Regions from separate parts of the Homo sapiens genome. Here region 2 is linked to region 1. A link is an interaction called in ENCODE POLR2A ChIA-PET data of the cell type or tissue named here. Cell type or tissue: B cell. All regions are shown on one strand. Links, peaks and the distances in the headings refer to the core of each region. The heading gives the core; the rest is flanking DNA. Region 1 overlaps IL19 (interleukin 19). Region 2 holds the start of DYRK3 (dual specificity tyrosine phosphorylation regulated kinase 3).

Region 1 (17,215 bases), core at 11,065-15,064:
AATGAGATCATATCCTTTGCAGGGACATGAAAGGAGCTGAAGGCCATTATCCTTAGCAAACTAACACAGGAACAGAAAACCAAATGCCACATGTTCTCACTTGTAAGTCGGAGCTCATTGATGAGAACACATGGACACATAGAGGGGAACAACATACACTGGGCCTATTGGAGGGTGGGAGGAGGGAAAGGATCAGGAAAAATAATTAATGGGTACTAGGCTTAATACCCATTAGTTATTAGTAAGACAACAAACCCCCATGACACAAGGTTACCTATGTAACAAACCTGCACATGCATCCCGAGCTTAAAAGTCGAAAAAAACTACTGAAACATAAAAAAAGAAAATATGGCATATATACACCATGGAGTACCACTCAGCCATAAAAAAGTATAAAATAATGTCCTTTGCAGCAACTTGGATGGAACTGGAGGCCATTATTCTAGGTGATATAACTCAGGAATCAAAAACCAAACACCCATGTTCTCACTTACAAGTGGGAGCTAAGCTATGGATTCACAAAGGCATAAGGGGTGGTATAATGGTCACTGGATCCTCAGAAGGGCAGGGGATAAGGGATTTAAAATTACCTGTTGGGTACAATGTTTAGTAGTTTCCAAAAAGGGAACTTCAGTGAGAAGGTTCCATAGTGTCTAATGACCCTAATGGTCAGAGCATCTTCTTCAGTTCAACAAAGATCTCTCGTACTGTACTATAAGCCCAGAGCAACCTTCATGGAATGCCAGGACTTCAGATCATCAAATCACTTTCCAGTCAGTCCTCTCTATCTAACCCTACAGCTGTTCCTTGAAACAATCTCTTTCTTTCCAAGGCGGAAAAGGAAAAGGTCACTCTAGCATTCTGACTGGTATCTGATTATTGGTGGAAACAACAGACACTGTCCATCTTTTATATCTTGATCAGCAGATGAGATGGTAAAACTGACCAGACCCAGGAAAGCTCCTCTGCCTAGAAATGCCTTACACACACAGGCACCACACAACAGAGAATAACTTAGCAAAAAGGAATGAAGAAAGATATCAAGGGTCATCTATCATGTCATCCTCAACTTTCTGGAATCTGTGCTAAGAGAAACCGCTATGGAATCAAGGCTCTTGCCTCCATCCTGCCTGCACTGCCTTAGGTTGAGACATGTGCTAAGCAGATTCTGGAGATGGTGAAAACCCTAATGCTTTTCTAGCACCTCCAACTGCTTCTGCCTCAACTAATCTGGTCCTGGGGCAGTGAGGGGCAATGAGGGAAGGGGATGAGGTGTCAGAGGCCTGGATGAGGCGCACTAAAATCCTAGATTTCACCACTGTACAGTTCATCCATGTAACCAAAAATCACTTGTACCTCTAAAGCTCTTGAGATAAAAAAAAAAAGTTAATTATTAGCGTCACATTATTTGTCTCTGCATGGAGATATGGGTAAAGGAATGAACTGATTATCAGGAGACTTGAGCCTTATTTTGCGCTACTATAAAATAGATTCAATGATTGGATCAAATCTTTAGATTGTTGTAAAACTTAAAATGAAACAATATGAAGTGTCTTGTATATAGTAAGACATCAAAGAGCAATAGGGGAAACCAACTAAGACAGGTAGTAGTTTGCCATTGGCCTTGCTTGGGGTCTAGGGCTTGGGTCAGGACATGTCTTAGTCTATAGCATATGGTGGGCACACAGTATACAGTATCAGATAGCTGGCATCAGTTAGTCATAGAACAGCTGCAAAGAGTCACACACGCACACACATGTGAGCACACTCACACAACAGATAAGATTGCTCAAGCCACCTCCGGGATCGTGAAGATGAATAAGAGGTCTGCAGACCAGTGTGTTTCCCCAACCATGTCACAAGGAAGGAAGGTCCACAGGGTCCCCAGGAACTCTGGGCAGAGGGGGATTTTAGAAGGAAGCTTGCTGAAAAACACGGATTCCCATGGCTATGAATGTGGCTGGTGGAAAGGAAAGCGAGACCTGATGGGGCTGCACCACATGGTGCAGTGGAAAGGATAACGCAGCCCAGGAAAAGATTGTGTAGCTTGGTGGTATGTGGCATGGCTGGAGAGGAGAAACTCCTGGATCCTAGTCCTACTGCTGGTTCTGAGAAAAGCCACCAGAGCCTCCCTTCTTGAGTCAAAGACAAGACCACAGAGGGGCTCTTTCATGTATTTAGCTATTTTATGGCTTTAAAGTATTTCAACCTATTGACAAATCTCTTTGATCCTCTGTAAAGCAGGAGAAAGAACTGAGGAGTCTCTCCATTTCACAGAGACAGAAATCAAGACTCATTGAAGGTGGAAGACATCTCCACAGTCACACAGAAGAAAGACCGAAACCCAGGCCTCCTTTTCCCGGACCTAGGTCTTTACCATTTGAGAATCGTAAACCTGTGCCTTAGTCAAAATGAGCAAAATATTCACACCAAGCTAGACTGCATCTCCTCTCTATCTCTGGCATATATAAAACATGTGTCCAGTCCACAGGGATGAAATACACACAATACACCCACACATATGCATATGTGCACACATGCATCCATGCAGGCAAAGACATCTCACAACTCTAAGGCAGGGTACACAAAGTACTGCCAAGGATGGTCATAAGCACTGGAGGATTTTTTTAAAAATGAAATCTCAGTGGAGTCAGGTTGTTAAAGGAAGGCTCATGGAAGAGGCAGTGCTGAATTGAAAGAATTCTGTTGGTGAAAAGGAAGGGTGGTCATTGCAGGCCAGTGAAGCCATGAGTGGAAGTAAGGACGTGGGAGAGCACAGGGCATATTCTGACAATAGTGAGAGCCCCCGTGTTTTGGTCAGAGATCTTGTGGAGAGAACCTGTGGGAAGGAAAGCTGTGAAGGCATTTGGGAGTGCAAATGTCAAGCTAGGTTGGGCTGTGTTCTGAAAGCCCTGGGCTTTGTGAGAGTGGAGTTTTGCTGATAAAATGAGTGCTTTGAAAAGTGAACCTGGCTTGGTGGTTTGGAAAAACTAAGACTTTAAGAATGCGTTCTGTTCTCCGGTGGCTTGGGGGCTGGAGAGCAGAATTTAACATGTTAATTTGTTGTTCTCAGAATGTTGATGGCAGTAACTACAGCTGAATAAACCTCCATGTGGCCTTTAGCTCAGCTAGGCTGGGAAGTACTGGGGAGAAGGGTGAGGTCAATATGAAGAGCTCAGCATCCCTTGCACCATTTCCACAGGCCCGCACCTTGGTTACAGTGGCAATAGCAGCCTCAACCTCAATTTTCCCACCACTGCAGCCAATAGAGAAGCAAGTTCTGGCTCAACGTGGGCTGCTGCAACTCAGTCTCTCCTCCTCCCCTCCTGTTTACTCTAAAGCCCTCTGATTTTACCTGAAATGAAACAGCAGCCCCAGCTATGGTCACAGTGACCAGAAGCTCCTGCTTCCCACTCCACCAAGAACCTTGCCTTGTAGTCCCCAGCCAACCCTCACTCACACAGAAAGGACTGTGGGGACACTAACTCTCCCTCCACTTGCACCAATCTTTGGATGTTCAGTCATTTCAGGAAGCCCAGAAGAGAAAGAGAAATTGTGGTGATATCAACAGTCATAGCTGTCGTGATAGTACTGGCCGTAGTAGCTGTAGTAGTCTCAGTACAGTTACAGTCATTGCAGAGTAAGCAATGGCTTGTCAGGTAAAAGTCATTGAGTGCTTGCTATAAACCGTGCACTATGACAAGCATTTTTCCCATTTTTTTCTCATAGCCAGCAGGTAAGTATCATTATGTTTTCCATCTTACAGATATGATAGGGTATCTTTGGTAAAGATGTACATGGGATTCTGGATTCCAATGGCAGAGCTTTGGTGAGGCCAGCTTGCTCATGATACCCTCTAAGGATGTCCTATATCCCTCCCCTTTCACTTCCCCACCCCAAGTCCCCGTCACCACCCCTCCCTAACACACAGTTTACATCCTGTGACCCCTTTGACCAGATATATGTTTATACACTTCGGTGCAGGTAGCTTTCCAATTTTGTACAGATGTCTGTAAGTCACTTTTTTGGAAACTGGAGCAACATCTCTGTAGAAACTCTACTTATAAATGTTGATTCATTCACAGCCTACAAAGCAGGGGTTACACTATAAATAGGACCAAACTTAGTTCAGGTTCTTGGGAGCTGGGGGTCTATGAGATTTACAAAGGACAGCTTCTTTCTCCTACTGGACATATGAACAGCCTCAGGCAACATCTGAAATAGTCGAGGTCGTCTTGGGTCAACTTCTGTCACACTCTGCTCCCTCTCCCTGGCTGCCCTCTCTGGAGGTCCCTCTGCACTTTCCCCTCTGAGGGGCTGTAAGCCCTCCATTGAAATGCTAACCTTCTGCTCTGCTTAACCACATGCTCCCAGATGACCTACTCTCCTCCCCACCTGTCCCAGCTCACAGATCAGCCCCACAGGAACTCAGCTTCCAGGATTAGAACCACCCAGGGATTTCAGTGTTATTTTCATGGCTTCTTTCCCACCACTGTATTTGACCTCCTGACTCTCTAGAAGTTGCTGGTGATTTCGTAAAGGATTTCTCACAAGCACGGTTAAGGAAGTGCCAATGGTTGCCACTCAAGTCCATAGAAAACAGGCACTTCTAAATTGGGGGTGGTGTATGTGTTCTTTTGCATTATATATATGTTTGTGTTCCATGGGTCTTCAGTCTACCTGAAGTCTACCTGCATGGACCCTCCTTCAAGGATCCAAGAATCTGCTGATCCAGAGCCTGCATGACCCGAGTATTCATCCACAGTGGTTTTCACAGGGGTCAGATATCCTGTTTCTAGCACTGGCCATTCCTCCCTGCCTGCTCGCCTTTTCCCATGGGATACAATGGAGGCATTGGGGGACTTTAATACTTCAAAGCCCGTAGCAGCTGGCAACTCCTGGGACTGAACCAGCACCCAGACTGGCCTCACTGTGCTCTGCCACGGGAATCCAGGATCCCATGGTCACCTCTCTCAAGGGAATTTATTATCTGAGTCCCACGTCAGGAGCCAAGTACACCAACAACACTTCCTCCTCGGCATAGGCCTGCGTCGCGCAGGCATCAACGCAACACAGACATTTTACTGCGTGGTGCAGATAATTGCTTGAGAACGCAAAGTTCTTTCTGAAAGAGATGTGAAGCGCTTTCTAGGGCTTTCCAGTAATCTTCTTTTCTCCCTGAAACAGTCAATGTGAGAAATCCACTTCCGGAAGGTGACCACCTCCCTTCCACACCCCCGCCGCCCCCGGGGCCATGCTCTTGAGGAAAAGGCAGCATCACGTCCTCCCCTACCAAGTGGAGGCTCTTCTGATTTCCACTGCTCTCAGCAGGCCTGACTCACAACGAAACTGCAACCTCAAAGTGCTGGGGGCCAGGATTGCGAGAAGGAAATACAGGTGAACACACGCAAAAGCTGCCGGAGGAAAAGGTTTTGTTTCTCTTACAGAATGGCACTTCCAGGGCTGGGCAGAAGCTATGAGCTAGAAGAGGCTGACAGGGCCTGGTCTTGTGCTGACCTGGTGGATTTGGAAAGGAAGGAAAATATGTATCAGAACCACTCATGTTCGCTCGCTCCTGCCGAGGGGAACAGAAGGGGCAGGCTGGGAGGAGAGATAGGGGAATCACAAAATTTAAGGGCATTAGCTTTGGAAATCTTCTTAGAAAAACAACTCTGGCAAGCCCTTGGATTATTGATGCGGAAAGCAAGGCCAAGGGATGAAAAGGAACTTGTTTGGGATCTCATAGTAGAAGGTCCAGGGCTGGAAACTAGGCCTCCTAAATGCCTGAGCCAGTCAGTCTTTCTACTATGAGACTGACTTCTCTGTCTCCCTGTAACATCCTCAGAATATTGGAGTTGAAATTGGTCTGTTCCAAGTCTTCAGATCCACGAAGAGACATACTTAGCTTTTAGCAGCTGAGTATTCCCAAGGAAAAACATCAACCACTACACTTCAGGTGGGCTGGCTACTTGCTGTATGTCAAGTATTCATCCAAGCATTGTGTACAGTCACTCATTCCGCCCTTGCAACACTACGACAGCACCAATTATCATCTCCAATTGTATATAGATACTGCCGCACAGGGAGGCTCAGAAACTTGCCCAAGGTCACACAGATGGGAAAGGGCAGAGCTGGGTTGCAAACCCAGTCCGACTCCAGGGCCCGCACACTTAACCACCATGCTCTGCTGCAAAGACAAGCCCAAAGACAGAGCACATCTTGGGGTTTCCAATAACAGAACACTTGGACCCAGGGTAGGGCTGGGGGTTGAGCAAAGTGGGGAAGGCACTTCCAGCCTTTGCTGTCAGAGGTATATAAGGTCTGCCACATAAGAGAGGCTCAAGTGCACAACCCTTAGCCGCTTTCGTGAAACCAGTTGACTACCTGATACCAATTTATATCCAACCCACTGCTTGAGGCACCTGAATTCAAGGTTCTTGCTGGGAACAGTCTCAGATCACCCAAAAGCCAAGGTACAAACAGATTCTCCTTAATTACTTGAAAGAATAATACTGTTTAGAAAGTATTCCTTGTATTTTAAGTATTTTAATCTTAAAAAGAATACTTTTAAAATCATCAAAAGAGTATCAGAACCTTGTTGGGCCTCCTTAAACTATTTTGAACTACATCTGAAGGTCGAGACAACTTAGGGCCTCTGGAGTTCTTAGTCCAGCACCCTGGGAAAAGGAGTTTCTTTTTCCCCTCCTTCTATAGATGGTCTCCCACAATCAGGTGGGCAACCAGGGATTGAGCTTTAATATGACCACACAATGTCTGACCCAGTTCCTAAAAGGGTGCCCTCCTTATAAAATGATTTCTAAGTTCACCAGAGCACTTAGAGCTCACCTACTGTGTGTGCCAGGCAAATCTGCATGGGATGAGACGAGAATGGCAAGCCAATGATATTGATTTAATTGGACAAATTCTGGCCAGTGGGGCTAGGAAATGTCTGTTTTTATTTTCAATGTTGTTCTAAAAACTGAGAAAGCACAAGAGTTACCAAAGACTAAGCAGGGTTTTTAATGCCCCTTAGAATTAAAGAGGAGGGAGAGAGGAGAATAAAAGGCAGAAGAAGAAAGCAGAGCCCAAAATAAGCCTGCAGTAGAGCCTGTCCAACAGCTCTGTGCCCCTTGACCACACCCAGCCTCTAGAACCTAGTCCTAGGCCTGGGGCCCCTTGGAGAAGGGGTTTACAGTAATGACAGGTCACTGGCAAATCAACCCCAGAACTCCCATGGGTTTTGACTTGAAACCACAAACACCGCTTGTGAGGCACTGTAGCTTCCGTGACATGTGAGAGGCTCACAGGAGCTGCTAAACTGAAAGACCACCCTGGCTATTTGGAAACTCTGAATAAAGAATACAGCAGTAGGCTTCTCCCTTGTCTACCCAAGCCAGGTGCCCTTTGGGTACATCCTCTGCACCTGCCTCTGAGGCCACACTTTGATCATTCTCCTCCTACTTGTCCTCACCCAGAGATTTCTGTGAAACACTTACAGCATTCATTCTCTAAGGGTGGTCTGAGAAACCCTGAGAGGTCTTCCCTTTTCCAGGGGAAAATTCTTATGCTCCAACTAAAACGGCATATTACAACAGACCGCATGTAAGAGCAGTTGTGAGGATCCTGCTTCTATCAAGCCAGAGAGTTAAAAATGCTTGGAAAAAAATGCAGAACACTGCCACTCTTCTCACTAAATGTGTTTTGGTTTGGAAAATAGTTACATCTCATTTAAAAATGCCATGTTAACATGTAAGGGTTTATTATTGTTTATGACTTTAAAAAGATGTCATAGGAGGTATTTTTAAAAATTTATCAGTTTTACTTTCTAATATGATAAATGTTTACACATATATGTATATATAACTATATACATATATATGTATATATAACTATATACATATATATGTATATATAACATATACATATATATGTATATATAACATATACATATATATGTATATATAACTATATACATATATATGTATATATAACTATATACATATATATGTATATATAACTATATACATATATATGTATATATAACTATATACATATATATGTATATATAACCCACATAAGTGAAAGCTCTTTGGGGGTCCTCTATAACTTTGAAGATGTAAAAGAGTCCTGGATCCACATAGTTCGCCAACAGCTGACTTAGGGAACCGGGGGCAAGGCTGGACGCAGTTGCTCGCACCCACTCCCTTTCCCTTCTCCCTTAGTCTATGAGCTAAGAGGGGCACATGTAAATGACAGTCATAGTGGAAGTAGCATGAATCCAGGGTGGGAGGAAGCAACTGCATCTTCATGTGTGATGCAGCTGTGCATCCAAAATGCACAAAACACACGGAGTATGGGGAGGATTGAGAGTCAGTGGCACGTTTTAGAGGTAAGGACCAGAATGGGCAGGATGATGTCCTTCTGAGCAAAGTGCTCAACTTCCTCCTCTCTCTCTTTTTTTTCTTTTTTTTTCTTTTTTTTTTTTTTTTTTTTTTTTGAGACAGAGTCTTGCTCTGTCGCCCAGGCTGGAGCACAGTGGCGCGATCTCTGCTCACTGCAGCCTCAGCCTCCCAGATTCAAGTGATTCTCCTGCCTCAGCCTCACCACGCCCAGCTAATTTTTGTATTTTTAGTAGAGACAGGGTTTCACCATGTTGGCCAGGCTGGTCTTGAACTACTGACCTAGTGATCCGCCCATCTCGGCCTCCCAAAGTGCTGGGATTACAGGCGTGAGCCACCGCGCCTGGCCCCTCTCCTCTCTTTTATAAGGTTTCTGGAAGGTGTTGCTCCTGTAGGGGTACTGCAGTGGGAAGGCAGGCCAAACTATGCTTTATAACACTGTGACACTCATGGATCAGAGACAAAATAGAAACACCATTCTGTCTGAAAACACTCCAAGGCAGAAATCTTCCCCTAAGACAAAAATATCTAAGCCACCCTCACTATCATTCCCAATTCCTAAACTTAAGGTACCCAAGGAGTACAAAATAGATTCATAACTGTTTAATGGATGGAAACTTATTGTCACAGACTTTCAACTTCTTACCACCACAACCTCACACACCGAACACATCTTAGACAGCTGCCCCTAATTGTTGCTGCAGGCCCAGAGAACCCAGAGTGATTTGATACTTACATGAGTAAAGGAATTAGGTACTGATCTGAAAAAGAATTGCATTCAGATTCTACCTTTGCCATTAACTACCTCTAGGACCTGGGAAAGTCTTCTTCTCTAGGCCTCTGTTTGCCCATTTATAAAAGAAGACACGTGAATTTGATAAGACCCCCTCTTCTTCTGACGTCCATATAGAATTTTAACATTCCAGCAGCCATGGAGGAGTTAACATCCGCCTGGAAGAGCACTAATTAGTAATCAGATCAATTCTTTTAAAAACTGGAAAAGCTATAATAGGTATAGGCATATAGTTTGTAAGGACAGTGGTTTCTTCAGATGAATCCATTCTCTACTTCTACTTTATAAGAGATGGAAGAACAGACATATAGCCATGTAGCACTACAAAAAGTTTAGGAAGCACATGCTCAGCCGCCCAGTCAGCCAACAAATATTTAGTGAGAACCTTGGATGTGCCCAGAACCATGCTGAGTACTGAGCAAACAACACTCATCAAAAACAGATACAGGCCCTGCCCTCGAAGTGGTCACAGTCTCACAGGAGAGACAGAGGTCAATCAAATGATCACATAGCCACATGTCTAATTACAAACTGACATAAATACTACAGAGGGGTGGGAGCAAGGTGTTCTGAGAAGATACACCCAGGGGGCCTGACCTAGACTGGGGAATGATGAACTCATTTAAGGAAGGAACATCTGAGCTGAGAGCTGAAGGATGAAGACAGGAGGAGAGCAGGAAGGGAGAACTAAATGTGCAAAGGCCCTGTGATAGGAGAGAGAGGGGATAAATCACTGGGCATAGTGGCTGGTGCAATGTAAGCCCAGCCACTTGGAGGCTGAGGCAAGAGGATTACTTGAGCCTAGGAGTTCAAAAACAGCCTGGGCAACATAGCAAGACCCTGTCTCTTTAAAAAAAAAAAAAGAGAGAGAGAGAGCATGCGGATCATTTGAAAAAAAAGAAGAAGAAAGTCAATGAGGCTGGAGTGCAGAGGGAAGTAGAAAGTGAAGAGTGCCGCAAGTTGAAGCAGAAGAGATAGGCAGTGTCAGATGATAAAGGAAGTTATAGAAAACATTAGAATATGAGTCCTTATTTGACCAAGAGAGGGAAAGTGGGAAGCCATGGAAGGGTTCAAGTAGCAACAGAGTCATGATCAGATTGGTGCTTGGAAATAATTACTCTTGCTACAACGTGGAGAACGGTCTAGAGAATGGATATTAGAATAACAATTTGGCATTTATTTTGGAGTCCAGGAGAGATGAGACAGTGTTGGGGTGATTAGACCCAACACTAGGCCATGGGGGCTACAAAGTCCAGCAGAGTCAAAGGAATGAGAAAAGACAAGTTAAGGGTGCATAAAATGGGTCCAGTGGGCCAACACTGGTATGGAGGCTGCAAAGGCCCTGAGCTCTGGGAGCCCACACTATTTATTGGTGATCAAACAAAGAAGCAGGTGGTGAGGACGTGGGGGTAAACAGGTGAGGGCGTGAGGATGTGGGGGTAGAAAGGTAGTGGTGCATCAAGCATAGCTGTGATGGTTTAGCATTTTCTTTGACACATATAGAATATGCTCTGCTGCTCAAGATAATGGAGAGCATGTTTACGAGCCTGGGAGAGCAACCAACAAGTCTGTGCACATTCCATCCAAGCCACGAGGGATTTTATGCCCTGGGCTTAGATTTGTGGTGCAGCAGGGCAGCCTTCTACCCTTTGGCACAGAGCTTGGTGTTCCAAAGGCCACGAGCGGTTTTAGACCCTGGACCCCGGACATCTCCCAAGACTCTTTTATATTATGACAGACAAGCCAGTCCTGCCTCAGCTCTTCTACCAACAGATAGTAGCTTGAACCAGACAGTCATTGCTGGTGATGATGGAAATGGAGACAAATCAGTAGATTAGAGAAATGTTTATGAAGAAAAATGTGGAGGTTCTGGTGATAGATTGAACATAGATTGGCAAGGAAGAGGGAGGGACCAACAAATCATTTCTAGAGTTAATTGATAGTTCCATTTACTGAGCGAGGGTGCACTGGATGAAGGTGAAACCAGAGAGAGATGATTTTACTCTCAGATACAGAATCAACTACATAAATTGGCAGGGGAAGACAGTACAAAATAAAAATGTGGAACCCCCTGCTCAACAGTTATTGAGAATTTCAAGATGGTGGTAGCAGAGTAAGGGGAGGACTTTTTTAGTCATGGGACCCTGTGTGACTGCAGAAGTCACTTATCTACAAACCCAGCCCTGCTTGGATATGTTGGGTTGGAGGTGCCAGCCATCCAGTGGAGACTGGAGCAAACTAAAGCGCACCAGAGGGACAGTCCTGGAGCTAAAAGAATCCATTTGTGCCCCACACTCAGGAGCCCACTAGTTATCCTAGGTAGTCATGCAGACAGAGCAGAAACAACTATGGTCCTCTGGGTGGCCAAGGCTCAAACACCTGGTGTCCTGGTCCCTGATAAGCCAAATTTCTCATATGAGAAGTTACAGAGCACAGTGTCCATCCCCTAAGGAAAATCCAAATTGCCTGATTTGGTGCCATAGTTGCACAAAGGGGAATTCCACATTGGCTGCCCAAAGATCAGCCCTTCCGCTCATCTGTGGTTTGCAGTGTCTGCCGGCCATGATCCTCGGAAGGGCGCTTAATCCGGTTTGCATAACCCTTGTTCCATTCCACCTAAGGGCCAGCCCCAGCCCGGGCTCCTCTTAAACTTCTGGCCCACCAGGCGTTTATTCTGAAGTACCCCAGACACTATCAAAGCCAATGTCAGGAAAGCCCAGAGGAATACAGTGCTCACAGACTCCTGTCTCCTTGCACCCCAAACTGGCCACACTTTGGGTGTGTGATAGGCATTGGGGTCTGTTGCAGCACAGCTTCTGAGGAAGCCTCTGTCCTAGGAGCTGAGGAAGCTTATTCGAGGGAATACTAGAAATTTCAAGCTGGCAAAGCTATTTTACACACTAAATGTCCTGGATAAGAAGAAATGAAACTCCCGTTATCAGCTTTAAAAAATAACTACTAATGGCAAATAGGAGTCAAGCCCGGAGGGGCTTCTTCATCAGGACAGTTGTCACCCATCCCCAAGATGGGCACGGTCTCACCTTCTCTGCCTGCATCGTCAACCTGCCTGCTCTCTGCCGGCTGACCGTGTTGCCCAACAAGCTGTCTAAACCCAGAGTCCAGCAAGCCCGGATCCCTGAACCTTCCCTCTGCAGCTCCAGAGCCACCCTCACAAGGCTGCTAGCCTGCTCCCCACTCTTGGGTTTGAGCTGCAGAATTGCAGTAAGGCATGGGGTAACTACACCAAGAAGGCTGCCATTTTGCTTAGCATGAGAGTAGCTGGGAGGCAGATTCTTTTTTTTTTTTTTTTTTTGAGACGGAGTCTCGCTCTGTCGCCCAGGCTGGAGTGCAGTGACGCGATCTCGGCTCACTGCAACCTCCGCCTCCCAGGTTCACGCCATTCTTCTGCCTCAGCCTCCCAAGTAGCTGGGACTACAGGCGCCAACCACCACACCTAGCTAAATTTTTTTTTTTTTTTTTTTTTTTTTTGAGACGGAGTCTCGCTCTGTCGCCCAGGCTGGAGTGCAGTGACGCGATCTCGGCTCACTGCAAGCTCCGCCTCCCAGGTTCACGCCATTCTCCTGCCTCAGCCTCCCGAGTAGCTGGGACTACAGGCACCTGCCACCACGCCCAGCTAATTTTTTCTATTTTTAGTAGAGACAGGGTTTCACCGTGTTAGCCAGGGTGGTCTCAATCTCCTGACCTCGTGATCCGTCCACCTCGGCCTCCCAAAGTGTTGGGATTACAGGCGTGAGCCACCGTGCCCGACAAGGGAGGCAGATTCTTTTTTTTTTTTTTTTTTTTTTTTTTGTAGTTGCAAGATTTAATACAGTGAAAACAGAGCTCCCATACAAAGGGAAGGGACCCAAAGAGGGTAGCCATTGCCGGCTTGGATGCCCGGGTTTATGTCCCGATCATTGTCCCTCCCGCTGTGCTCTCAGGCGATAGATGATTGGCTATTTCTTTACCTCCCGTTTTTGCCTAATTAGCATTTTAGTGAGCTCTCTTTACCACCTGATTGGTCGGGTGTGAGCTAAGTTGCAAGCCCCGTGTTTAAAGGTATATGCGGTCACCTTCCCAGCTAGGCTTAGGGATTCTTAGTTGGTCTAGGAAATCCAGCTAGTCCTGTCTCTCAGTCCCCGCTCTCAACAGGAAAACCCAAGTGCTGTTGGGGAGGTTGGCCGATGACTGCTCTAATGGGAGGCAGATTCTTTATAAGATCTTGTAAACTGTAGAATGCACCCTCCAAAATCTATTTGCATAAGCACACACACACACACACACACACACACCCCAGCAGTTCTTGCCTGCCCAGATTCCTCTGCAGCTAAAGTGATGAAACTTACTGGGCGGAGCTTCCTAAAAAGATTATTAGGGTCTCCTGGGTTGGTGTGCCTTTAAACCTTTGGACTTTACCACCTCCTATCTCTCCTATCTCCTTGCAACAAAGGTTAGGAGAACAAGAATGCAGAAAAAACGGGTCCTGGATGACATCTGAGTGCCTGCTTTGGGCTTCTTGATGAGTGAGACAGAAAATAAAATACAACCCCCTCTTTTAAAAGCCATGCTTACTCAGGTTTTCCTTCATTTGCAGCTAAATACAGAAATGAGAGAATATTTTGGAGCAGGGATGGAAGAAGAGAGGTATTCCCCTTCCCACAACCTTCTGATTTCCCAGTACATCCCCCACTGGAAAAATTCATTTAAAATCAGTATAATAAGCATTGATTAGATGCCTACTATGCATCTGGGCTTGAGGGCAAACTGGACTCAGGCCTTTTGGCCTCAAGAAGCTCACAGTGTGAGAGTGGCATTTGTGTCCTCTTGAAATTCACAGGACTAAATTGTGCCCAGGCTGACATTCTATCCATCCATAGGTGCCTGCCTTCTCACTTCCCTCTCTTCATGGGCTCTTGCCTTGTACCAAAATCCAAACCCAAATCTCCTCACATGTGAGTGTTGGCATTCATGTCTCAGACATGACCTATGGGCTTGGGACTTTTCCCCGTGGACCCCAGTGACTTTTCAGATGAACAGGTATCTTCAAAAACTTGAGAAATAGGAGTCCTGTTTGTTGTTCTTGTTGCTTTGTCAATATAAGGACACAGGGTCTTTATTCAAATGTTCATATCTATCTCTTGACAGAAATACTATGAGACATATTGATGGAGAAGCCGTTATCTCCATATGCTAAATGAGGACTTGCACCAGGGAACTTGCCCATGGTTCTCTCCAACCACTTAAATTCTGAAATTTTGAAATGAGAGTGGACAGTAATTTCAAATCAATGGGGAAAGAATCAAATCTTCAGCAAATGGCTTGAGATAATTAGCTACACATTTCAGAACAAATAAAGAAGTCAGATCCGGGCCGGGCACAGTGGCTCATGCCTGTAATCTCAGCACTCTGGGAGGCCAAGGCGGGCGGATCATAAGGTCAGGAGATCGAGACCATCCTGGTTAACACAGTGAAACCCCGTCTCTAATAAAAATACAAAAAAAAATAAAAAAACTTAGCCGGGCGTGGTGCCAGGCGCCTGTAGTCCCAGCTACTCGGGACGCTGAGGCAGGAGAATGGCTTGAACTCGGGAGGCAGAGCTTGCAGTGAGCTGAGATCATGCCACTGCACTCCAGCCTGGGCAACAGAGCGAGACTCTGTCTCAAAAAAAAAAAAGAAGTCAGATCCTAACCTCAACCCTATTTAACAGATTATAGATGAAAGAAAGGTACAAATGGCTTTTACATACCTCCCTTCTCCCTGACATTTTGTATGTGTGTGTGTGTGTATTTACACACACATCTCATATAAGGAAATTGAAGGGAGGCTGCCTGCATCCCTGAGTCACTCTCCCTCTCCTTCTGAATGCTTACCTGTGCCCAGACCACCTCCTTAGCCTCGCACCCTCCAGGCTTACAGGGCACTCTTCTATGCCCATCCCAAGTATAGCTGATACCTTCCAAGGGCCAGACTTGGTGCTAAGTACCAAGTACGCAAAGATTAATAAAACAATGTCCTGTTTCAGGGAGCTCAAAGCTGATTCGGCAGGGCATGGTGTGTACATGAATGATAACCACGTAGGGTTGCAGGTTTCCTAGTGAGGTAAGCACAAGGCAAGATGGGAAACAAAGGAAGGAGGGGTTCACAGCCTCACCCAGAGTCCAGAACCCCTGGCCTGCCTGGTGCCCATGCTGAGTCCACTTCTGGAACACCCAGCTCAGAGAGGGGGTTAGACCTGCAGGCTAACACAGACACAGCCCAGAAAACCCAGGAGCCGAGGGGGAAGGAGAAAGGTGCAAGAAGGGGAAACCCAGGTCCTGGTCCCCTTCTCTCTGCTTCCTGGCAGCAGAACTCAGACAGAACCCTTAAGCCAGTCTAAGTCTGGCAGGACCAGTAAGTTCTGAGTTAGCTCCATACTAGTTTCTAGCAGGCTCTTTCTCACTTCCTGATTCTTAGGTTTCTACATTGACACTCCCTGAAGAGTTGGGAAGAGACACCACAGTCCCCTGACCCTGATCCATAGGTCACACAGCAGGGACATCCACAGGGTGGGCGTGGGCCCTCTCATCCCTCCCTCCCACTCACTTCACGCTGGCTGGGCCCCAAGGTGTTTGCACCCCTTGCAGTGAGTGACCTTCTCTAGTGCAGCAAGCTCAGAACCTGCTGCCACTGGAGTTGTCCCATTGCTGATGCAGAAAGGTGAAGAACTAGCAGAACACTGGAAATGCCCTCCATCTGGGTCCATGGCTACTTAAGCTCAATGCTCCCTGGCAGGCAGGAGGACAGGTGCTATTGCCCTGTTGGGACAGATGAAAAACAGACACAGGGAGGATGAGTGATTTGCCCTGACTATAGAGTGGCAGGGCCAAGGCAGAGCCCAGGCCTCCTGCACCTAGGTCAGTGTTCCTCCCAGTTACAGTCTAAACTGGAATGGCAGGCAAAGCCCCTGTGGAAGGGGAAGGTGAAGGCTCAATCAAAGGATCCCCAGAGACTTTCCAGATATCTGAAGAAGTCCTGATGTCACTGCCCCGGTCCTTCCCCAGGTAGAGCAACACTCCTCGCCGCAACCCAACTGGCTCCCCTTACCTTCTACACACACACACACACACACACACACACACACACACACACACACAAATCCAAGACAACACTACTAAGGCTTCTTTGGGAAGGGGAAGTAGGGATAGGTAAGAGGAAAGTAAGGGACCTCCTATCCAGCCTCCATGGAATCCTGACTTCTTTTCCTTGTTATTTCAACTTCTTCCACCCCATCTTTTAAACTTTAGACTCCAGCCACAGAAGCTTACAACTAAAAGAAACTCTAAGGCCAATTTAATCCAAGGTTTCATTCTATGTGCTGGAGATGGTGTACAGTAGGGTGAGGAAACCAAATTCTCAGTTGGCACTGGTGTACCCTTGTACAGGTGATGTAATATCTCTGTGCCTCAGTTTGCTCACTATAAAATAGAGACGGTAGGGGTCATGGTGAGCACTACCTGACTAGCATATAAGAAGCTTTCAGCAAGTGCAGACTACTCTTACCCACTTCCCCCAAGCACAGTTGGGGTGGGGGACAGCTGAAGAGGTGGAAACATGTGCCTGAGAATCCTAATGAAATCGGGGTAAAGGAGCCTGGAACACATCCTGTGACCCCGCCTGTACTGTAGGAAGCCAGTCTCTGGAAAGTAAAATGGAAGGGCTGCTTGGGAACTTTGAGGATATTTAGCCCACCCCCTCATTTTTACTTGGGGAAACTAAGGCCCAGAGACCTAAGGTGACTGCCTAAGTTAGCAAGGAGAAGTCTTGGGTATTCATCCCAGGTTGGGGGGACCCAATTATTTCTCAATCCCATTGTATTCTGGAATGGGCAATTTGTCCACGTCACTGTGACCTAGGAACACGCGAATGAGAACCCACAGCTGAGGGCCTCTGCGCACAGAACAGCTGTTCTCCCCAGGAAATCAACTTTTTTTAATTGAGAAGCTAAAAAATTATTCTAAGAGAGGTAGCCCATCCTAAAAATAGC
Region 2 (13,000 bases), core at 7,279-11,278, 150 kb after region 1:
CAGACCCCTGCCCTCGTCCCTCCTACTGAGGGCTCACTCTACCTCCTCCCCACCCCCAAGCTTCGCTTGCCAGCGCCAGCCGCTCCCTGTGGCGCCTCCAGCCCGTTACCCCGTGGCGCCGTTACCTCCGCTGCTGGGGCGGGAGCCCGGCCCCAGGCGGCCCCGCATCCTTCCGCCCAGGCCCACGAGCTGTGCCTCCCATCTCCTAGCTCGGGACCCCGCGCGGGGAGAGGCGCCAGTTGGGGGTCCGGTCGGCCACGCCACCTACGCCGGGACGGCTGCCTCCGCGGCGCGACGCTCCCACGGGTACTCTCGACCAGACACTGCAGCTCAGCGCACTTTCGCTCCCGACTGGCCCCGGCTGGGAAGTGGGGAGACGCAGCTCCAGGGGCGGGAGGGGGAGCGGTCTGGTCGCCTAGCAACCGCGGCACGCCCCCGGGAAACGCCTCGGCGCAGCTACGGGCTGACGCACAGGGGCGGGGCCCGTGGCCGGTAAAGGCCACGCGGCGCTCCTAGCGGGTGCTAGTACTGGCGCGGGAGGCGGGAGGTTGGAGGCGAGGAGCTCGCGGCCTAGGCTGTTTGGGTCCCTGGCGCGAGCTGTAGACGGAGAGAGGGGTCCGGAGAAGGAGGGGTGAAAGTAGCAGTTAGCCCGCGATCTCAGAAGGGCTGCCCGCCCCTCACGGTCCCTTAATAGCACGTTGCGTCCTGGAAGTTCTAAAACGTCCCGCTTCAATATGAATTTTAAATTAGTGAAAACATATGTGTATTGTTTTAGGCTTTCCCACCGCGGGGACGGCCCTCCGGGGGTTGGTGAGTTACATAAGAAAGCAATAATAATAAACCCATTTATTGACACGATGCTTCCATTTATGAACATTTGATCTCAGTAACGGAGGTACCCGACGACTTTCGTCTTTTACAGACTTAGCTGGGATGCAGAATAGAAGCTGGGCCTTTGTCTGACTACCCTGCAACAGTCAGCCACAGACGGGAAGGCAGCGCAGGAAACTGAGGCCAAAGGAGCCGCGCTTCCTCATGAGCATGAAGCGGCAAAGCCTGAACTAGAAGCTTCTAACGCCTAACCGTCCTCTTGCCGCACCAGGACCTACCTCTGCAAGGCCCTTCCTGACTTTTTCCTTAGAATGTGTGTATATGTGTCTTTTTCCTTTTCTGATGCTAAGACACCTCAGAAACACCAATGTTAAGCAGATTTCCATCGTTGGAGGTTAAAACACCCGAATACAAGTGTTTTCTTGAGTGTGGCATCTGGTCAGATGTTTTATGGGTTGGTTTGTTTTTAAAAAAAAAAAATTTCCTGTTAGATGGGTGGTAAGAACCAGTCAGAGTTTGTAAACCCACCAAGCACGAGGCGGTCGGACCGTCCAGATTCTGGAGTCCAGAAGACACCAAACGTTCTCAGAATGCCGAACGCGGGCGCCACCTGGTGGGACTAGAACGCTTATTGTCCCAAATCAGCATAGCACACAGTTCCCATAAATCTTAAAAATTCCCATCCAAGGCTCATTTCCGTGTGACTAAAAGTCATATTCTCTGTTCTCGTGACTCCAAGTAAAAATGTCCCTAAAGAGCCAAAGTATCTTCACTGTATAAACTAATAATCTATTGGTTTGGGGAATTTTATTTTTTGTGATCAATGTTACTTTAGCCTTTCTATGATATACATATAAATAAAAAAGTTTTCTTCCATGATGATTTTTTAAAGTTTATTTTATAAATAAACTTTTTCTTTTTGTCTCTCCCTTCCCCCACTTTGCAACCAGAGCAATTCTGCTTTCACAGGGGTTTGTATTTGGGCTCTTACGAAGCTTTTGTTTGAAGAAAGAGTTCCATGGCAACGCAAAGATTGGACGAGGTTACTGTTGAAGTCCCTTCCAGCTCTAAGATTGCAAAATTCTATTAAATAATCCCCGTTCTCAGTACTTATGTAGACACCTCAGACCACTTTACTGCCCTCCCTAAACAGTTGAATGAGACTTGCCCCCACATGATTTCTTACCTCATTCTGAATCACTGCTCGTGAGAGGATTGCATCCGCAGTCTGTGCTTAAGACACATCTTCCAGAGCCAAGTGGAAGGGTTCCTGCTCCCTTTCTTGCTCCTAAGGTGGGAAATACAGAGGCCGCCTTTGTCTTTCGCCTATTGTTCCCATGGTCAAGGGAAAGAGGACTCCTCGAGGGTGCTGGAGCTTCATAAATCTCTGACCTTAGTGACCCAATGTTTCTTCAAAGATCCCCTGTATGATGGGGTTAACGTCCCATAAGGGATCTGGCAGGAGCCTCCACACCCCTGCTGAGCGCTGCCCTGTCCCCTCCAGCTCCCAAGCAGCTTCCACATCATTCATGCCCTTTCTTCCCCTCCAAAGCCTCATTCAAGAGTAGTTTAAAATCACCATTATCATTCTCCATGCAGTTAAAGTCAGATTTACCCACCATGAATTAGCCAAAAGTCATATAAGATGCATGTCTGTCCTTTGAAGCCAATTCCAAGACATCTGCAAAATAAGGTACCTGCAAGTTCTAATACATTGACTAAGGAAATAAACAACAGTAAAAAAGATGCAACTATTCCAGGATCTTAAAAACCCACTGGGACATTCACAATGTGATCAAAGTTTCAAATGCACAGATTAAGAAAACATCCCCGTGGCCACATTTACCTGGAATTTTGTGATAAAATAGCTGTTAGTAGGTTATGTTAAGTTTGGACAAGTTTCATTGACATTTCTGTACAGCAAAATGTGCCATAATGCCTACTGTGACATGTGCATCACAGAATTGGAAAATATTTTTTAAAAATCACTGGAGAGAACCAGTGAAACTTACTTTTTTCCTCAAGCTATGTTAACCTCAAATTGACCCGTGTTCCTGAAATGTATACTTGCTATTTTTTTCAGAAACACTGAAATCTAGCTCACTGGAACACTAAAGCCATGGCTTATTTTTCTGGAGCCTCAGAAAACTGTCTCTCTTCTATACCTCAGGCATCTCCTGTTCTTATGCCCTCCCCTCTCCACCAAGATTTGAAAAATGCCCCTTATTAACAAAGCAAACAAAAGCCATGCCCGCAGTGCTGTAGTACAGCTACAACTAAGACACACTTAGTTCTGTGTCTCCTAAACCCTAAAGGTTGTCCTTATTATCACAAACTCTTCACCTATTTTTCTTTTCCAAAACTTTTGCCATCTTTTTCCACTTGTTCCTCCTAAGTCAGCGTGACCAGTTCCACCTATAGCCCTGAGGGGTCCTATGAAGCTTCATTTCTGAAATCTTGAAACCAAACCAGGAGTCTTTCTAATCATCATTACCATTTGCTAAGTATTTATTATGTTCCAAGCACTATCTGAAGCACTTTAACATATTTGCTCATTTAAAACTCACAGTAGTCCCGTGAGATAGGTATTATCTCCATCCTACACTTCAGAAAACAGTCTCAGAGTTTAATAACTTGCCCAAGGTCACCCAGCCAGTAAGTGATGAACTGAAATTCAAACCCTGGTCTGTTTGGTTGAAAAACTCAGCCCCTCGACTGCCTGTATTCCACCTGTATTCCCTGAGCCTGGCAGGCTAGCCCAGGCTAGACCACTGGACCCTTGAATTCTGTGACATAGTTTCTCTTGATTTAAGATTCTGAAGATGGTAAGCAGAATGATAGTTCCCCAAAGATGTCCGCATCCTAATTCCAAGAATCTGTAAATATGTCACTTTACTTGACAAAAAGGGACTTAGCAAATGTGATGAAGTTAAGGATCTTGAGATGGGGTGATTTTCCTAGATTATCTGAGTGGGCCCACTGTAATCACAGGAGTCCTTTTAAGATGGAAGGGGAGGCCAGGTGCAGTAACTCATGCCTGTAATCCCAGCACTTTGGGAGGCCGAAGTGGGCGGATCACCTGAGGTCAGGAGTTCGAGACCACCCTGGCCAACATGGTGAAACCCCGTCTCTACTAAAAACACAAAAATTAGCTGGGCATGGTGGTGTGTGCCTGTAGTCCCAACTACTCGGGAGGCTGAGGCAGGAGAATCACTTGAACCCAGGAGGCTGAGGTTGCAGTGAGCAGAGATCACGCCACTGCACTCCAGCCTGGGTGACAGAGTGAGACTCCATCTAAAAAAAAAGGATGGAAGGGGAAAGCAGGAGGGTCAGAGAGGGAAATGTGACCATGGAACAGAGGTCAGAGAGGGAAAGAGATTTGAAGATGCTGTTGTTGGTCTTGAAGATGGAGGAGGGGGCCGTGAGTTAAGGAATGAAGGTGGCCTCTAGAAGCTGGAAAAGGCAGGGAAACAAATTTTCTTCTAGAGCTTCCAGAAGGAACGAATCTCTGCTTACACCTCAATTTTAGGAGTTCTGACTTCCAGAACTGTAAGATAATAAATTTTCCTTGTTTCAAGCCACTAAATTTGTAATTTGTTGCATTAAAGCTTAGGAACCTTGGGTACTGTAATAGATTAAACATAGCACATCCTTTGCAGCTGTTCCCAGGGAGTAGAGGAAACAATTTTCCTGGTTCTTGAAGCTGACTGGCCACGTGACTTGATTTGACCAATAACACGTGAGGAATTTAGGCGCTTAGGCCTCAGGAGACCCCCCTTACAGCTTCTTCTCTCTTGCTCTTAGATGCTGCCACCATGTGGACAAGTCTGAGCTGGATTTCTGTAGTCCTCAGCTAATACCAATTGCCAGACAAGTGAGGGAAGCCACCTGGCTGAGTTGCCAGCTGACAGCAGCCATATGAGAGTTCCACGTAAAGCTAGCAGAAGAACCTCTTGGCTGCACCCCACCCAAATCAACAGCCCCTTGAGAATTATGAGCAAATAAAATGATTACTTTAAGCCACTAAGCTTTGGGGTATGGCAATAAATAAATGATAGGGGTACTTTTGAAAAATACCAATTATGCCTACCCTCCATCCCACCAGATCTAATGATGAACAGTTTCTTGGTAAGGATCTCTGCTCATATTTTTATTGTGGCTGTTGTTCATCAGCCAGGTTTGGAAATCACTACTGTAGACCTTGGAGACCAAGTCCTATTGAGTCATCTGGCTCATGGAAGGTCTTAGAAGACCAATGCACCTGCTCTATTCACAGCATTTGGGCCAAGGAACTAGTTCTCTCTCAATCACCTAGTGTACAGGTTAGGGCTTTTTCTATTGCAAATATCAAACTAAATCTGTTTAAAGAAAATGTACTAGCCGAGTGCGGTGGCTCACGCCTGTAATCCCAGGACTTTGGGAGGCTGAGGCAGGTGGATCACCTGAGGTCAGGAGTTCGAGACCAGCCTGGCCGACATGGTGAAACCTCATCTCTACTAAAAATACAAAAATTAACCAGGTGTGGTGGCGGGCACCTGTAATCCCAGCTACTTGGGAGGCTGAGGCTGGATAATGGCTTGAACCCAGGAGGTGGAGGTTACAGTGACCAGAGATTGTGCCATTGTACTCCAGCCTGGGTAACAAGAGCAAAACTGTCTCAAAAAAAAAAAAAAAAAAAAAAAGAAAAAGAAAACAAGGAAAAAAGAAAAGAAAATGTACCATATACCTTTTTTACAGTATTTTTTTAAAAGCAGTAAAGCTAAATTTGAATATGATGGGTGCCTGTCCTATCTCCATTTCTTGTTTCTATATTCCAACATGCTAGTTTCATTCTCAGGGTTCTTTTGTGCAAGCAAGATGGCAACTGCAGTTCCAAGTTCAACTCAGTAGAAAAGCTGTCTCAGTCATCCCACAGTCTCACTGTAATTCACTGGCTTTCACTGGGCCCATTCTTAAACCAAATATGCAGCCAGGAAAATGTAATACTCTGACTGGTCAGGCCTGAGGCTCCTAGACACAGCAGTAGAAACATATTGGACAGAAAGTTAGGAAAACAGTGACTTTCAGAGGAAAGTTGCTATAGCGGGTCCCAAAAAAGAGATAAGTGAATATGGTACAGCAAACACAACAGATATTCACTACAGCTAGGTGTTGGAAATCAGCTTTATCTGTGTTCTGAAAGTCCACATCAGGGTCACCAGGCTACTGGAAGTCTTTAAAATTCCCAAGTCTCAAAAGCCTGGACACCAGACTTTGAAATGCATCTTACCAAGTCACCCAAATGATGGAAGACAGGTTCCCCTCTGCCTCAAAAATGGCCCCCAAGCTCTATAAAACAATTCATGAAGTACTTCCATGCATGATAATTACAGCTCAGCAGCTAGGGGCCCTACCACCATGCCTCTGTGTTCCTAATCCTCAAATTTCATTCACCTGTCTGTACTTTAATAAAAGCCGGATTGGGGGTGTTCCAGTCAAACTTGTGCCTAGGAAGCTAATCCACTAGGGTTGTTAAAACTAAGCTGGAAATGTAAGAAGTAGGAGAATATTGTTTTTATTTAGATTACATTCATGGAGACAACCATATGTGCCTGGAAGAAATGCTTGGTTGAGCACCTAGTGGGAACAGTTGGGGGATAAGGGTAAGGCTCCCCAAAGAAATTCCAAAAAATCCTTATGATCCCTATACTGTCTCAAAGCAGGGTAGGTCCAGCTGTCCGCAGGATTGGGGAGTCTCAAGCTGGAGGTCCTCCTCTCTGCCCTTTCCTCTGCCCAGCTCAGCCCCTTCTCTAATAATGATGAGCAAATATCTGGGTTGGAGGAAAATTCAGGTGTTTCCATGGGCATTGATTAGAATGATATATGCATGGGTCTGTCTCAATCCTTGATTATTTATTAATAATCTTCATATTCCCCATGCCAGACACTAGTGGCTCTCAGCAAGGATGCTGATGTCAGCAGCATTTTAGAAATTATTCCGCAGTACATGGACATCTCTGTCTTTATTTGTCCTACTTTCCCAACATTCTACTTGCTGGTCACCTTGGCTTGAGAAAGCCTTCACTTTTGTTTGTTTGCTTGCTGCTTACTTGCTTGCTATTTAAGAGAAAAGCCTGCTCTTGTCCTGGAAGCCTGGAAACACACACAGCCTTCCTAGGCTGAGACCCCTGCAGGAACTGCAGAGATCAGGAAATATGTCTCCACTGGGCCCTGAAAACCAGCCTCTTTCCTTCAAGATTCCCAGGCCCTCCTTGGCTTTCTCTATTGTCGGGAGTTCCAGGAGCTGCTCTCTCCTCTGATGCGCTGACTACTTTCTTCTTTCTTCTTCTTCTTTCTTCTTCTTTCTTCTTCTCCTTTCTTCTTCTTCTTCTCCTTCTTCTCCTTCTCCTACTTCTTCTTCTTCTTCTTCTTTCTTCCTCTTCTTTTTCTTCTTTCTTCCTCTTCTTCTTGTGTGTGTGTGATCGTTTTAATAGTTGATACCAATACAATTTTTTAAATTATGCTTTAAGGTAAAGAGATTTGAGAGGATGTCTTTCTGTATTCTAGCTTTGTATTGAGATCAGGATTTCCAGAATCCTGTAAAACTCAGTGGCCTCCAGGTTCCAGGCTCCTTTTCACCATCTTCAGGGTCTCAGTACTGCTCTCCTGAGACACAGATAGCACTACTGAATTAGGAAATCACGGTTTTCAATGAGGGAGACACCTTTAAAGAACTCTATTTTTATCCAGTTTGTGCTCCTTAATAATATCGAAACAAAGTTCAAGAAAGGTCCACTGGAGTAAGAGCAATATGTCCTCATATCATCTTTCCGCAGAGGTGTCATAGCCCTAGGAACTGGAGAGAGCTGGAAAGGAAATCTGACTTTTTAAAATCCAGCCTCTAAAAGAACAATGGGACTGCAAGGCATTGCCTATACTCATACAGTCTTTGATTAAACAAATAGCTGGGCCAGACAAGGTGGCTTATGCCTATAATCCCAGCACTTTGGGAGGCCGAGGCGGGCAGATCACAAGGTCAGGAGTTCGAGACCAGCCTGGCCAACATAGTGAAACCCCATCTTTACTAAAAAAAAAAAAAAAATTAGCTGGGCATGGTGGCACACACCTGTAATCCCAGCTACTTGGGAGACTGAGGCAGGAGAACTGCTTGAACCTGGGGGGCAGAGGTTGTGGTGAACTGAGATCACGCCACTGCACTCCAGCCTGGGTGACAGAGTGAGACTCCGTCTCAGAAATAAAAGAAACAAAACAAAAAAACCAAATAGCTTTACCTGTAGACTACCAGAACTTCTTAAGAAATACCATCAATATTGAAGTGATCCAAAAACCACAGTTTCAGCTTCTTTTCCTCCAGATGTGTGCAACAAAATCAAACAGATTGTATTTAACAAATGTCTTTTATAGGCAAGGCCCTTTGCTAGGTGTACAGAAGGAACCAGATCCTCATTCACACCCCATGGTCTCCACGGAGGCCCCGCCTTTCTCCTGCCTGTCTTTGTTTTTCACTCACAAAGAATCACGTTCTCAGCTCACAGTCATTGAATCTGTACCTTTTACGGGAACTTAACAGCTTCCATCCACTTTTCCTAAATAGTCCTCTCATTTTTGGCTCTACCTGCCTTTCTTGGGCTGGACCTCACAAGCTCAGCATATCCCCACTGTATGACCAGGATATGTGTATTTGGGTTGCCAGGAAAAATACAGAATGCCCAGCTGAATTTACATCTCAGATAAATAATGTTTAATTTTTAGTATAAGTGTGTCCCCTGTAATATTTGGAATATAATATCCTAAAAACTGATTTGATGTTTATCTGAAATTCAAATTTAACTGAGCACTTCATGTTTTTATTTGTTAAATCTTAATACTACATGGAAGGCATAAAATCTTCAGCTGTAATTCCTTAAATTAGACTTGAAACCTAATCTTAGAAAAATCATCCTAAGTAACTTTTCCTCTTTCCCTCTTACAAACTTATATAACCTCACACCTACTCAAGTGCATATAATCTTATTCCCTAATTCTTTTTTTTAATTTTTGAATTTTTTATTGACTAATTTTTAAGGTAAATTTTATACCCAGCAAAACGCACAGCTCTTTTTTTGGGGGGGGGTGGGGGTTTGCCAATGTGCTACTTTATTTATTTATTTTTATTATTATATATTATACTTTAAGTTCTAGCGTACATGTGCACAACGTGCAGGTTTGTTACATATGTATACATGTGCCATGTTGGTGTGCTGCACCCATTAACTCATCATTTACATTAGGTTTATCTCCTAATGCTATCCCTTCCCCTCCCTCCACCCCACGACAGGCCCGGTGTGTGATGTTCCCATTCCTGTGTCCAAGTGTTCTCATTGTTCAATTCCCACCTATGAAAGAGAACATGTGGTGTTTGGTTTTTTGTCCTTATGATAGTTTGCTGAGAATGATGGTTTCCAGCTTCATCCATGTCCCTACAAAGGACATGAACTCATTCTTTTTTATGGCTGCATAGTATTCCATAGTGTATATGAATGCATGGCTCTTAAATGCATTTGTGATGAGTTTCAGCAAATGTGTACCCCTGTGCAACATACACTAAATCAAGATATAGAATATTTCCATAACTCTAGAGAGTTCCCTTGTGCCCCTCTCCAGTTAATTATCTCATCCCAGAGATAACCATCATAGATTAGTTTTGCTTGTTCTTGAACCTCATATAAATGAAATTATACAGCATGTATATATTAGTCAGTTCAGGCTACCACAACAAAAATAACATAGACTGGGTGGTTTAAACAAGAGACATTTATTCTTTCACAGTTCTGGAGGCTAGAAGTTCGAGATCAGGGTGCCAGCATGGTTGGGTCCTGGTGAGGGCCCACTTCTGGTTTGCAGATGGGTGCCTTCTCCGTGTGAGCTCACATGGCCTTTCCTTCAATAGGCCAGAAGTCTAAAGTCAAGGTGTTGGCAAAGCTGTTTCCTTCTGGAGACTCTGAGAATCTTCCATGCCTCTCTCACAGCTTCTGGTGGCTGCTGGCAATCCTTGACATTATTTAGCGTGCAGATACGTCACTTTGGTTTCTGCCTCCTTTGTCACAGGCTCTTCGTTCTTCTGTCTCTGTCTCCGTGTGTCCTCTCCTCCTTTTATAAGGACAATAGTCATTGGATTTAGGGCCTACCCTAATCCTGTTTGACCTCATCTTAGCTTAACTATGATGTCTGCAAAGACTCTGTTTCCAAATAAGGTCACATTCTGAGATTCTAGGTGGACGTGAATTTTGGAGAGACACTATTCAACCCACTACAGATAAATACCTAAGAGTTGGAATTGTTCAACCATCTTGTATACTACTTAAATTCTTATATCCCTAAATTTTACCTATGACCTTTTTGGCCCTCTTGTCTTCTAACAGTGAAAGTATGGTACTAAGGCAGCAGTTTTGAAAAATTAAAGGAATAGTAGTTGGAAAAGTCACAGCTGCCAATATATTGCTATTTATATTTCCTAGCCCTCCTATGCTATCATACCACACTTTACTGCTTCTACACTAAAGCCCACATGCTTACAGTATCAAAGTGAAACAGGAAAGAGATTCAATGGGAGTCTAGTTTCGCTGGAACTTTAGCAAGAAATGAGATTAATGTGATGTTTCTCAAACTTTGACTTGCATAAGAATCACCTGGAAGACTTCTTAAAGTGCACTGCTTTTGCAGATGACATAATCTTGTATCTGTCACATTGTATCTATACTTGCAGAAAATCCTAAGGAATCCACTGAAACATATTAGACCTAATAAATGAGTTCAGCAAGGCTGTAGGACGCAAGATCAATACACAAAGATCAATTGTATTTCTTTCTTTCTCTCTTTTCTTTTCTTTTTTTTTTTTGAGATGGAGTCTTGCTCTGTCGCCCAGGCTGGAGTGCAGTGGCCGGATCTCGGCTCACTGCAAGCTCTGCCTCCCGGGTTCACGCCATTCTTCTGCCTCAGCCTCCCGAGCAGCTGGGACTACAGGTGCCCGCCACCACACCCATCTAATTTTTTGTATTTTTAATAGAGACGGGGTTTCACCATGTTAGCCAGGATGGTCTCGATCTCCTGACCTCGTGATCCGCCCGCCTCGGTCTCCGGAAGTGCTGGGATTACAGGCATGAGCCACCACGCCTGGCCAATCAATTGTATTTCTATATGCATGCATGAACAATCTGAAAATAAAATAAAGAAAACAGTTCATTTTATAATGGCATAATAAGGAAAATACTTAGAAATAAATTTAAGAAAATAACTAAAAAGTACATCATTGAAATATATTAAAGGATATCTAAATAAATGGAAAGAGAGGCCATGTTCAGGGATTGAAAGATTTAATATTGCTAAGGGGGCAGTATTTGCCAAATTGATCTACAGATTCAATGCAATCTGTATCAAAATCTCAGTTTTCTTCTTTACAGAAATTGACAAGCTGATCCTAAAATTCATACAGAAATTCAAGGGACCAAGAATAACCAAAACAGTCTTAAAAACGAGACCAAAGTTGGAAGAATCACACTTTCTGATATCAAAACTTACTGCAAAGCTATAGTAATCAAAACACTTGGTACTGGCATAAGATCAGTAGAATAAAACTGAGAATCCAGAAATAAAGCCTCACATTTATGGATAATTGATTTTTTTTTTGAGACAGAATCTTGCTCTGTTGCCCAGGCTGGAGTGCAGTGGTGCGATTTCAGCTCACTGCAACTTCCACCTCCTGGGTTCAAATGATTTTCATGCCTCAGTCCCCCAAGTAGCTGGGATTACAGGTGCATGCTACCACACCTGGCTAATCTTTGTATTTTTAGTAGAGAGGGGGTTTCACTATGTTGGCCAGTGTATTAAACCATTCTCATGTTGCTATGAAGAAGTACCTGAGACTGGGTAATTTATAAGGAAAAGATGTTTAATTGACTCACAGTTCTGCATGGCTTGGGAGGCCTCAGGAAGCTTACAATCATGGCAGAATGCACCTCTTCACAGGGCGGCAGGAGAGAAAATGAGTGCCGAGCAAAAGGGGAAGCCCCTTATAAAACCATCAGATCTCTTGAGAACTCACTCACTATCAAGAGAACAGCATGGGGTGGTGGGGGGGGGACCTGCCCCCATGATTCGATTATCTTCACCTGGTCCCCCACTTGACATGTGGGGATTATTACAATTCAAGGTGAGATTTGGGTGGGGACACAGAGCCAAACCATATCAGACAGGCTGGTCTCAAACTCTTGGCCTCAAGTGATCCACCTGCCTCAGCCTCCCAAAGTGCTGGGATTACAGATGTGAGCCACTATGCCCAGCCAGCAAATTGATTTTTGACAAGACTACCAAGACAATTCAATGGGGAAACAAGTAGTCTTTTCAACAAATGGTTCTGGGACAACTTGATATCTATATCAAAAGTATAAAGTTTGACTCCCTACCTCACACTGTTTACAAAAAGTAACTCAAAATAGATAAAAAACCTAAAAGTAAGTGCAAAAAGTATAAAACTCCTAGAAAAAAACATAGACGTAAATCTTCATCACCTTGAATTACATAGTGGTTTTTTAGACATGACACCAAAAGCACAAGTAACTATGAACAACAAAAACAAAATGTATATTAGAATACATCAAAATTTTAAACTTTTGTCCTTCAAAGGATACCATCAAGAAAATACCAAGACAATCCACATAATGGGAGAAAATTTTTGCAAATCATATGTTTGATAAAGGACTTGTAACTAGAATAAAGAACTCTTACAACTCAATAATAAGACAAATAACCCAATTTAAAAATGGGCAAAGAATCTAAATAGGCATTTCTCCAAAGAAGATATAAAAATGGACAATGAACACATGAAGATATGCTCAACGTCATTGGCCATCAGGCAATGCAAATCAAAACCAATATGAGACACCGTAATATCAAAAACAATATGAGACAACCTGGGAAACATTCTGGCAGTTCCTCAAAATGTTAAATATAGAGTTACCATATGACCCAACAATTTCACTCCTATGTATATGCCCCAAAGAAATAAAAATGTGTTCACAGAAAAACTTGTATATGAATGTTCATAGCATCATTCGTAGCCCCAAAGTGGCTACAAACCCAAATGTCTATCAGCTGACTAATGGGCAAACAAAATGTCATATACACATACAAT

Evidence for each region. Peaks named below come from ENCODE experiments on the same cell type or tissue, not always from the same donor. Only the 100,000 strongest peaks of a DNase experiment are listed, where the experiment ranks them.
Region 2: POLR2A ChIA-PET joins it to region 1 with 6 read pairs; 4 of 35 experiments call an interaction of 5 or more read pairs at or near these places.

The regions. Positions count from the first base shown.
Region 1 is chr1:206,772,697-206,789,911 of GRCh38, reverse strand. All of the region lies in intron 1 of IL19 (interleukin 19), which reads right to left. Among named protein-coding and RNA genes, the nearest start is that of IL10, 8.8 kb to the right of the region's middle. RefSeq lists an enhancer at 5,509-5,568 and cis regulatory regions at 17,168-17,215, 17,168-17,215. In B cell, for the core only: no CTCF peak of the experiment used is centred there; a DNase peak (open chromatin) is centred at 13,479.
Region 2 is chr1:206,622,906-206,635,905 of GRCh38, reverse strand. It overlaps DYRK3 (dual specificity tyrosine phosphorylation regulated kinase 3), which reads right to left and starts at 370. Exons shown (of 3, transcript NM_003582.4): 1 at 126-370. The coding sequence starts at 202. It overlaps DYRK3-AS1 (DYRK3 antisense RNA 1), which reads left to right and starts at 238. Exons shown (of 2, transcript NR_183645.1): 1 at 238-306; 2 at 923-1,710. RefSeq lists silencers at 1-40, 91-510 and an enhancer at 4,515-4,584. In B cell, for the core only: no CTCF peak of the experiment used is centred there; no DNase peak of the experiment used is centred there.